Regions from separate parts of the Homo sapiens genome. Here region 2 is linked to region 1. The links are chromatin contacts, found by Hi-C in ENCODE. All regions are on one chromosome and are shown on one strand. Each heading gives the region's core, a stretch centred on a gene start or an enhancer-like site at or near the end of the contact. The rest is flanking DNA. Distances are from core to core; before and after follow the strand shown.

Region 1 (4,623 bases), core at 1,963-4,462:
AAGAGGGGGAGGAGGAGGGGCCTTAAGAGGGGAGACTTTCAAAACTGCAAAAGCAAAAGCAAACCACCTATCACTTGTGCACAAAAGGAAAACAGAGTCCGCCACAGTCCGGGATATCTGCTTCAGATTCAAACACCTTCCTCCTCGGAACTGTGACCGGCTCCAGCACTGGTCACAGACGAGCTTGGCTTCCAACACGGTGAGACTGGGCGAGAAAGATTCCTTCACAGCCTGAGCACTGCCTGCAGGGTGCGTTCGTCAGCACGGGACGGGCTGCACAAAGGCAAACAGAATCTCAAAGCAGGTCCCCTGAAATCCAGGACAAACCAAGAAACCAAAACTTCCTTCACTCATGAATTTCCTTCCACCGGCCAGGCTTCTGGCCCACAAGTACCACACCCCAAACCTCAACCAAGGAAGGGGGCCTGGGAATGTGAGTGCCTGGCTGGTTTCCACTGAAGGAGACTGGGTCTGGCCCCCGGGGACTGAGCTGCACACATTAAGAAATCTTCAGACACGGACAGATAAGTTTCCACTCAGCCCTGAAATCACAATGCACCTTTCAGAATTAACCTATGTACTGTTGACCTAAACAAATGTTCCTTCTAAACATAAACATAATGCAAAATTCCACATAGCCTTTAAGAAAAATGAAAATTCAGAGAGAATAGGTTGCTAAACAAAAGTGAATTAAGTTACCCAATTTAATATCAACAGAGATAAATACGTGTATACAATTGAAACACAACAAAAATGCTAGAACTCAGAATCAAAGATTACTGGAAAGAATGTCTGCACAGTAAAACTCGTTTCCCTTTGAGACTAAAATGCCCCAGCAAGCTTAATGCTCCTGACATTTCTGAGGCTTTGAAGCCGCAGCTAACGGATCTGAATCATCTGAACAAAACCATGCTATAGTGACATGTTACTGGAAAGCCTAGAATAGAACGCCAAATATACAGACACACACCCATGCCAGGCACTTTTGTAGAAAATGATCAAACATAAACCTAGATGAAGTTGTTAATAATAAAGTGTGAGGAAAACCAGTTCCTCCCCAGCAGGTCAGTATAATACATGGGCACCTGGAAGTTAAAATAAGAAAAACAGAAAAACAGCGCCTTTTGTTAATAAAAACCAAACCTAGCCTGTGCATGAACTGAGCTTCATCAAACACTTCACCCATGCTTGCTGCCAGCAAAGACACAAGACCTCCTCCTGAAATGGAAACCACGCGTGCATCAGTGGCACACATCCGTCATAAAGCTGGTGCGGTGCCCCACTGTTCACCTAGGGAGGGAGGGAGGGAGGGAGGGAGCGTCCGTGGCTCCACGGCCTCCATCTGGGCCACTTGGAGCCTCACTCTGCTTTATTTGGGTTGGCAGCAGGAGTACCAACAGCAGGGTGGCACCGTGGCTGAAACGCCAAACTAGGTCAGACCGGCCTGCCTCTGGGGAGCTCCCAGTGCGCCCTGGGCCTCAGCTCCCTGGTCTCTCCAGAGATGGGGGCACCCTGGGATCCTGGGTGGGAATGAGGCTTGGGTGGGAGGGGCCCTAGAAGGTAAAGGCCATAGGCAGTCAGCATCCCCTTTCTGGCCCTGAAGAGCTTCTCAGCATCTTTTTCTTCAATAAACAAGAAATATAAAGTCCTACAGTGCTTTACAGACTTCCCTTATTTACGAACTAAAGAGATACTAAGTGGCAGGGTTAAATGGGGGCACCCTACCCTCTGGCCCTGCAGGGACAGACAGACAGTGAGGCCGGCACCCAGGCATCCAGGAGCTGGGGCTGACAGCCAGAGTGGAGGGCCTAGGCTCAGAGGACAGGGGCCAGGGGTGGGAGTCAAGGGTTAGGGTTTGGGAATTCTGCAGGCTCAAGGCCCAGGCTTTAAGACCAGGATTCAGGATTCAGGATTCAGGGGCAGGAGCTTGTTGGAGGAAGGGGCCAAGGATGGGATCTAGGAACCAGAGTTAGGGGCAGGGTCCAGAATTGGGTTTGGGGCCTGATTCTGGAACCAGGGTTCCAGGTTCAGGGGTCAAGGACAAGTGTTCAGGGCCATAAGCTGGGGCCTGAGGTTGAAATTCAGGGTTCAGAGTCAGGCTAGATTGGCTTTAGAGGCAAAGGGCCACAGTATGAAGGCTGGGATTCTAGGGCTAGAATTCAGTGATTGGGGAACAGGGACAGGAGGTTGGGGCCACAGCCCTGTGTCAGAAGTTCCTGGGTTAGGGTTTGTGGTTATGTTTCAGGGTTTGGGGTCCAGGGCTCAGGGACCAGAGACAGACGTTTGAGAGCAGGTTCTGTAACCAGAGTTCTGCAGTCAGGATTTGTGGTTCCAGTGACCATGGACCTGGGGTTCAGGGCCAGGGTTGGGGATGGGCATTCCAGGGCCAGGGTTCTGAGGATTCGGAAATCAGGGCTGGGGCTGGGTTTGGTGCGCACAGACCCGGTTTCTGGGGTTTGGGTTCCAGGAACTGTTAACAGGGGTTCTGACAGGGTTTTAATATTGGAGTTTCGAGGTCAGGATTTGCAGACAGGAGTTCAGAGGCAGGGTCCCAGGGTCAACGGTCAGCTGCTGGAGTCTGGAGGATGGGGTTCGGGGATTCAGGGCCCAGGTCTTCAGGTCTCGGGCTTGGGGATCAAGACAGGGGTCTGGGCTCCCAGACTTGGGAATCAGGACAGGAGTCTGGGGTCCCGGGTACAGGGATCAGAGTCTGGGGCCTCTGGGTCTGGAGGTTCACGGTCCAGGGTCCAAGGCTTGCAGTTCGGGACCCCGGGGTCAGGGTCGGGGGTTCCGGGCTTGGGGCCTGCCGCCGGCACGGGGGACTTACGTCGTCGAAGAGCGAGCCCACGTTGGCCGTGACCAGCAGCACCGCGGTGCCCGGGGCGGCCGCCTTCCCCGCCATGGTGCCCGGGCGGCGCGGGCGCTGGGCTGGGCGGCGGCGGCGGCGGCCGCTTCCTCCGGGACCGGCCGGCCGGGGTCTTCGCGGGGCCGCGGGGCGTCAGCTGCGCCGGGGGGCGGCCCCGGGGCGCATCGCGGGCTCGGCGGGTCGGCCGGGCCTGGCCGGGGCTCCGGCCTCGCGCTCGCTCGCTCGCTCGCTGCTCCGCGGCCCCGCGCCCGTCGCTCGCCGCCGCGCCTCACAGCGGCCCGCGCGCAGCCATTAGATCCGCTGGGAAAGTTCCCGCAGCCGCCGCCGACTCAGGCTGAGGGCAAGTCCCGCCCCGCGGAGCCGAGCCCGGGGCGGGGCCTGGGCGGGGCGGAGCCTGACTCGGGGTGGGGCCTGTGCGGGGTGGAGCCGGGCCTGGGGCGGAGCCTTGCTGGGGGCGGAGCCTTGAGGTGCGGAGCCTGAGTTGGGCCTAGATCTGAACAGAGTGGGGCGGGGCCTGCGGGGGGCGTGGCTTGTGCGGGACTTGGTGTCCTTGTGGAGGCGGGGCCTGCCCCGGGGCGGGGCCTCCTTTCGGGGCGGGGCCTACGCGGGGCGCTCTTGCGACCGGCGGCCTAGTACTGGTCGCTCCCGGAGGGCGCTCCTGTCAGTCAGGCCCGCAAGAACGCCGCGCCCCCGCCCCGCCCCCCGCGCCGCGGCTGCGCACAGACTCCGCCCTTCGCACTTCTATGACGTCACGGCCCTGCTCCGGCGGCGCCTCTTAAAGGGGCCCTGGGTTCCGGGCGCCGGCGGCGGGTGCGCTCTCTTGCGGCTCTGAGGGGATGTTCCAGCCCCCGCGCGGCCGCAGTCGTCCAGCCGCGTGCCGGGCGTGCGGGGGAGGGGAGCCCACCGGGGCGGCGGCAGTCGCGCCTGCAGGGGCCGGGCCACGCGCGCCCGGCTCTCCGCGCAGACGGAGCGTGGACCGTGCAGCTTCCCGGCGCGTCCACCCGGCTCCCTGGCCGCGACCTCACTCACGAGGAGCGGCTGCGGCCCAGAGAAGACGGAGGGGAGGCGGCGTGAGGCCAGGCGCATCCTGACGTCGCGGAGGGCTCCGGCCCGGGCCAGGCTGGGTCTCAGCGCGGGGCGTGCAGGGAACCCTCGCAGGGACGAAGGGGGCTCCAGGGGAGGGGGCTGGTGCGGGCCCAGGAGCGCAGAGCACGGAGGAGCAGCCGGCTCGGCGCGGGCCCCGGGGCAGCGATGCTGATCCTGGCCGCCGGAGGGGCCAGAGCATGGGCTGGACCCTGGGTCTGAGGCCGCGGGGACACAGCCGCCGTGAACCGGGACATGCCTGTAGATGGAGGAGGAGAACCACATTTGTCATCTTAAAGCTTCCAGTAGCTACATTTTTTAAAGGTAACAAGTAATAGCCAAAGTTAACAATACGTTTTACTTAACCCAATAGATAGATACATCATTCAACATGTAACCAGAATTTAACAACCTCAGTGAGATTCCTTCACAGGAAGGCTTTGCACGGGCACCTGCCTCTTGGCAGCAGCTCACAAGGCCGCTTCCAGTGCTCAGCAGCCCTGTGTGGCCAGTGGCCACCATGCGGAGCAGGCACTCCGGAGGATTTTGTGGACACAGATTTAGGGGCGGTCAGGGCCTGGCAATGGGCTCTAGCGAGGCTAGCCTCCAGCTTCTGAGTAAACCGCCAAGGCAATGCCCAATGACATCAAAAGGGGCTTGTTCTGTTCTAGGAA
Region 2 (4,882 bases), core at 484-2,983, 740 kb before region 1:
GGACTGGTGAGCAGAGGAGCCTGCTAGCTTTCCTGCCTGGCCCCGAGGCCCAGAAACCCCTGATCTTGTGTCCTGGGGTCTGGGAAGCCCTGGGCCTTGAGAAGTGGGGTTTGCAGGTGGTGATAGGAGGAGGGGAGGGAAGCCTCCAGGGCTGTGGGGTTCAGGCTCCCAGACCCCCCGGCACCTGCTGAAGAGGAGAGCTGTGTTCTGTGGGATTGGGTGGAACTTCCTCAGCGCGGGAGGAGCCTGTTCTGGCCCAAGCTGGTCCTGTCTTTTTAGGAATAAATCCCTGGTAGCTCAGCGTCGGCAGGGGCCTTGCTGTGCCTCTGATGTGGCCAGCGTGCCGCCTTTGCACTTTGCTGTTGAGTAACTTGCACCATGAGGTCAAGGAAGGGAAGTGTGATTGCCAGCTGGCCATTGTTCTATAATAACAGGGTCACCTGCATGAGCTCAGGCACAGGCCAGTATCCCCAGCCCTACCTGGGAGCCTCTCGGCAGCCTGGGGGACCTCGTCCTGTGCCACACAGGCAAGCGGACACACCCCCAGGCAGCAGAAGTCACCTGCGGCCCAGTGCCAGCCCTTGCTTTCTTGCTTTTCATGCCATTCACATTAGGGTAAGAATGGCTTTGAGACAAAATGTGACAGCATCACTCACGCCAGCTTAGATCCTCCGGGTTCCCTGTCCTCCCAGGATAACGTCCGAGGCCCCGGCCTCTTCTTGCCACTGCCCCTTGACCTCTGTCCTCTGCCCCTAGGCCCGTGCAGTTCCCTGACTCGCCCTGCCCTGGTGCCCTCTCTCCAGGCAGGACTCCCTCCAGCCCCTTGCTGGCCCTGCCCTGCCTCTCCCCAGGGAGGCCCTGAGGCCCCCCCCCCCCATGTGATCTGTCAGCAGCGCCCTGTGTGGTCATCTGAGCTGCCTTTCCTGCCACCACCACTGTTCCCACTCCAGGAGGGCGGCCTGGCTGTGAAAGCCCCAGGGAGGGGTCCTGGGTGGACCGTCTGGGGAGCTGTGGTGTCAGCCCAAACCTGCACCCTCGAGGCTGAGCCCACCACGGGGAATGTGGTCACCAAGGGCAAGCACGCTTGGCCGCAGGCCTGGAGACGCCGGAGCCAGGCCACGGTGGGCTGCTGCAGGCTTTGGTCCACGTCGGCCAGCGTCAGCTGCTGTCTGGGGATCTTAGGCTAGGGACGGCCCCTGCACCTGCCATCACCTGGGCTGGGACCCCCACCTAGGGCTCCCCCTCCCCACTTGGACGCCTGCGGGCCCATGCCTATCCCACTCCGGTGAGGCCTCAGCCTGGTGGAGGGGGCGCAGGCTTGGGGGGGAGGGTGGCAGAGCTTCCCACAGGGCTGAACCTATGCCCACAAAGCCATGACTTGCCCCTGCCTGAGGCTTTCTGTTCCCCAGGAAATCAGAGACCCCCTCTCCTGAAACCGCCAGGCGGCCCTCACAAGTCCCTTCCCCTCCAGGACCTGCCTGGCGCCACCTCCTTCCAGCCGCCGGGTCCTTCGAGAGGCCCCCTCTCGGGGCTCTGGCCGGACTTGGGACAGGCTGTGCCTGAGTTTCCTCACCTGTGCAAGGGAGGATGCTGGATTGTGGGGAGAGGGGAAACGGACCCCGCCCCCAGGTGCCGCGCGCCCCGCCCCTCCCACCGGCCGAGGGGCCCATTGGCTGCGGGGCGCCGGGGCGGGGCGCGCGGAAAAGAGCCTCGGGCCAGGAGCGCAGGAACCAGACCGTGTCCCGCGGGGCTGTCACCTCCGCCTCTGCTCCCCGACCCGGCCATGCGCGGCCTCGGGCTCTGGCTGCTGGGCGCGATGATGCTGCCTGGTGAGTGGTTCCAGGGAACCGTCCCGGGCGCAGCGCGGGGCAGGGTGGCTCTCCCCGCAGGACGCGACGCGGACCCCGAGCCCCTGGCCTGCTCGCACCCCGCACCCTGGCCCGGCTTCGGGCTGGTCCCTGGGAGCGGGCCATCAGGTGCACAGTGGTCTCTGGGTGGAGAGCCCCGGGCCGGGGAGGCCGGGGAGGTCGGAGGGAACCTTCAAAGGTGAACTGTGAGAGGGAAGTCCCGCCTCTGAGCTTGTTAGTGGGGTCGGGGCCGGGCCAAGCAGGACGCTTCACCTGCTGCGCGAGGCGCCCTGGGTTCCTGGGATTCACCTGTGGGGCTACCCACCCCCACTATTTAGCCGAGGAGGGAAGGGAGGGCAGACAAGCTGAGGCCTGGAGTGCAGGGGTGTGGGCTGAGGGGACCCGTCTCCTGCCTGGGGGAGGACATGGGGCTGCTGACCCTGGATCCCACCCCTGCTCCTGGAGTGACTTGGGCTGGGGTGTGCTGAGGAGCTTCAGGCTGGAGGCCGGGTTGCTTCCCGCCAGTTTCCTGGGCAGATAGGGGCTGGCTGCTCCCCTGCTGCCTCTCCAGGTTGGAGATGTGGTCATGGAGACACGTCCACTATTGTGTTTTAATGGGAGCAAAGGGTCCTGGGGTTGGTGGTCTCCGAAACCCTGCCCATTGCATGCTGGGACCCTGCCCTCTGCTCTCGGATACCAGGGAGTTTCCAGTTCTTGGGAGGTGAACAGCCTCCGGGAGGCACTTCCTGCTCCCCAGTTAGATGCGATCAGATGATCAGAAGAATGGAGGAGGAGAATGGAAACGGGCAGGTCGGCGGCCCGAGTCCTCCTCCCTGGGGGGAAGGTTCATCCTTGCCCTCGGGCCCCTCCAGAGATCTGAGACAGCCTGGAGACCTGTGGAGTCACTGGCACCCGCTGGCACCCACAGCGTCTCTGAGCACTGTGTGTGGGTGCTGCAGGACACAGGCCCACCGGCCATGCCTGGGGGCGCTCCTGGGGTCTTTTAGGCACAGAACCCTCACTTGAGTCTTTGTCCCAGAGCTATCTGGTGAGTTCCCCAGGGGAGGGTCAAGCCCAGCAAGAGACAGAATCTGAGGGCCCAGGAGGCCTCTGGGAAGGAAACCTGCCCCCCGGCCCCTCATGCCTGCTGACCCTCCCTCCTGCAGCGATTGCCCCCAGCCGGCCCTGGGCCCTCATGGAGCAGTATGAGGTCGTGTTGCCGTGGCGTCTGCCAGGCCCCCGAGTCCGCCGAGCTCTGCCCTCCCACTTGGTGAGTCTAAGCTGGCCTGGGGAGGGTCCCTGGCTGGCCCCTGAGCCTATTTTTGTGAAAGGAGCTTTAGCTTACAGAAAGTGGTGAGAGGCCAGTGGGTGTCTGGGGCTGCCCTGTACAGCTCTAGCCCCCTGGGGCCCATCTCCGTTCCTCCCTCCAGCACTGCCTGAGGGCTCCCAGCCTCCTCGTTCCTTCAGGAGCTCTATGGACCCCTGGAAGGGAGCAGGGGCAGGTTGTGCTGGCCCCGGGCCCCTCCCCAGTTTCACTTGGCGAGGCTGATAAGCCAAATTCCTCTTTGAGAAGTGACGCTGGCTCACCGCAGAGTTGACACACCTTCCTGTGTTGGGGGGGGGGCCTGGCGGGGGTTTCCCAGGGCTAGAAACTGAGAATGCCCCCCTCCCCGACTGGGGCTGCCCGAGGGTGATTCCTGAAGCCTGAGTGGGTGGGTGTGCACACATGTGCACGGCATATGCATGTGTGCACCTGTTTCCAGGGAGGGCAGTTCCGGCCCCAGCCCTGTCCTTACCTCAGCATCCGGGGAACCTACTACCGACCTGCCCGCTGCCCTGGGCTCATCCAGCCGGTGGCACAGCTAAGGCTGTCCCAGAGCTCTGCAGGCCGAGCCCCAGCCTGCACATGGGGGCTGGAGATGCAGTGGTCCAGCAGGAGGCTCTGCAGGCACCACCAGGTCCGGCAGCTGCTGGAAGGGATGGGTCCTGGAGGCAGGCAGCTGTCGCTGGAGGGGCCTGTGCGTGCTATCCCCGCCACCCACCTCCTTTGCTGCCTGGCTGAGGCTATGCCTCCCCCACCCTATGCTTTCTCGGGGAAGGGGCATTGTCGTTACCCATGCGTGGTCAGATGGGGAAACTGAGGCCTGGGAGGACCGAGGAGCACCGTGTCCTTCCTGTCTACCCAAGTGCTGGGCTCCGCCGGTCGCCTTCAGCACAGCCCCGTTCCCTACCCTCCACCCTCCACCCCCCGCCCCCCACCCTCTGCCCTCCGCCCCCCGCCTCCACCCTCCACCCTCCACTCTCCACCCTCCACCTTCCACCCCCCACCCCCTGCCCCCTACCCTCCACCCTCCACCCTCTACCCTGCCTGAGGCTGTGGACCCTCCAGGATGGAGCCTTGACCTGGGGCTGGAGGCCGGCACCCCTTCCCCCCCAGCTGAGCTTCTCTGGCCCCCAGGATTGAGGTGGGCACAGCCCGGGCAGGCTGCTCACCTGGGACCCTTCCCTCCTCGCTCAGGGCCTGCACCCAGAGAGGGTGAGCTACGTCCTTGGGGCCACAGGGCACAACTTCACCCTCCACCTGCGGAAGAACAGGTGAGTGGGTCTCGGGTCGGCCCCCCTGCCCGGGCCTGGCTCCAGCACACTGGTGTCCCCGGCGTCCAGCCTCTGGGCCAGCCTCTCTGCACCGAGGGGGCCGAGGCAGTCACAGCACTTCTTTTCCAGGGACCTGCTGGGCTCCGGCTACACAGAGACCTATACGGCTGCCAATGGCTCCGAGGTGACGGAGCAGCCTCGCGGGCAGGTATGGGTCGGGCGGAGCAGCTGGGCGGGCAGGTAGGGGCTGGGCGGCCCTCCCCGAGCCTGTGGGGCCATGGGGGCACAGCCTGTGGACCCCTCTCCTGCTTCCCCCGCAGGACCACTGCTTCTACCAGGGCCACGTAGAGGGGTACCCGGACTCAGCCGCCAGCCTCAGCACCTGTGCCGGCCTCAGGTGGGTGTGGCGGACGAACGCCAGGGCTCCCGCAGGTGGAGAG

The links. Hi-C counts contacts between places; a loop is a spot of excess contacts on that map. Pooled maps may share reads with other maps.
Region 2: a loop to region 1 is called in a pooled map, with 11 times the contacts of the local background. The contact joins the promoter of ADAM8 here to the promoter of INPP5A in region 1. A Hi-C loop is called at or near these places in 3 of 168 maps with a recorded cell type or tissue (CD4-positive, alpha-beta T cell, CD8-positive, alpha-beta T cell and naive thymus-derived CD4-positive, alpha-beta T cell), 17 of 37 single-sample maps with no recorded cell type and 16 of 50 pooled maps.

Annotation. Positions count from the first base shown.
Region 1 is chr10:132,536,376-132,540,998 of GRCh38, reverse strand. INPP5A (inositol polyphosphate-5-phosphatase A) reads right to left here and starts at 3,212. Exons shown (of 16, transcript NM_005539.5): 1 at 2,828-3,212. The coding sequence starts at 2,902. LOC107984282 (a long non-coding RNA gene) reads left to right here and starts at 4,076. Exons shown (of 4, transcript NR_158224.1): 1 at 4,076-4,273. RefSeq lists enhancers at 1-255, 2,262-2,311 and a silencer at 3,092-4,191.
Region 2 is chr10:133,273,719-133,278,600 of GRCh38, reverse strand. It overlaps ADAM8 (ADAM metallopeptidase domain 8), which reads left to right and starts at 1,733. Exons shown (of 23, transcript NM_001109.5): 1 at 1,733-1,829; 2 at 3,014-3,117; 3 at 4,366-4,442; 4 at 4,572-4,650; 5 at 4,763-4,839. The coding sequence starts at 1,784. RefSeq lists enhancers at 279-328, 1,643-2,290, 3,294-3,553, 3,591-4,240 and a silencer at 1,484-2,043.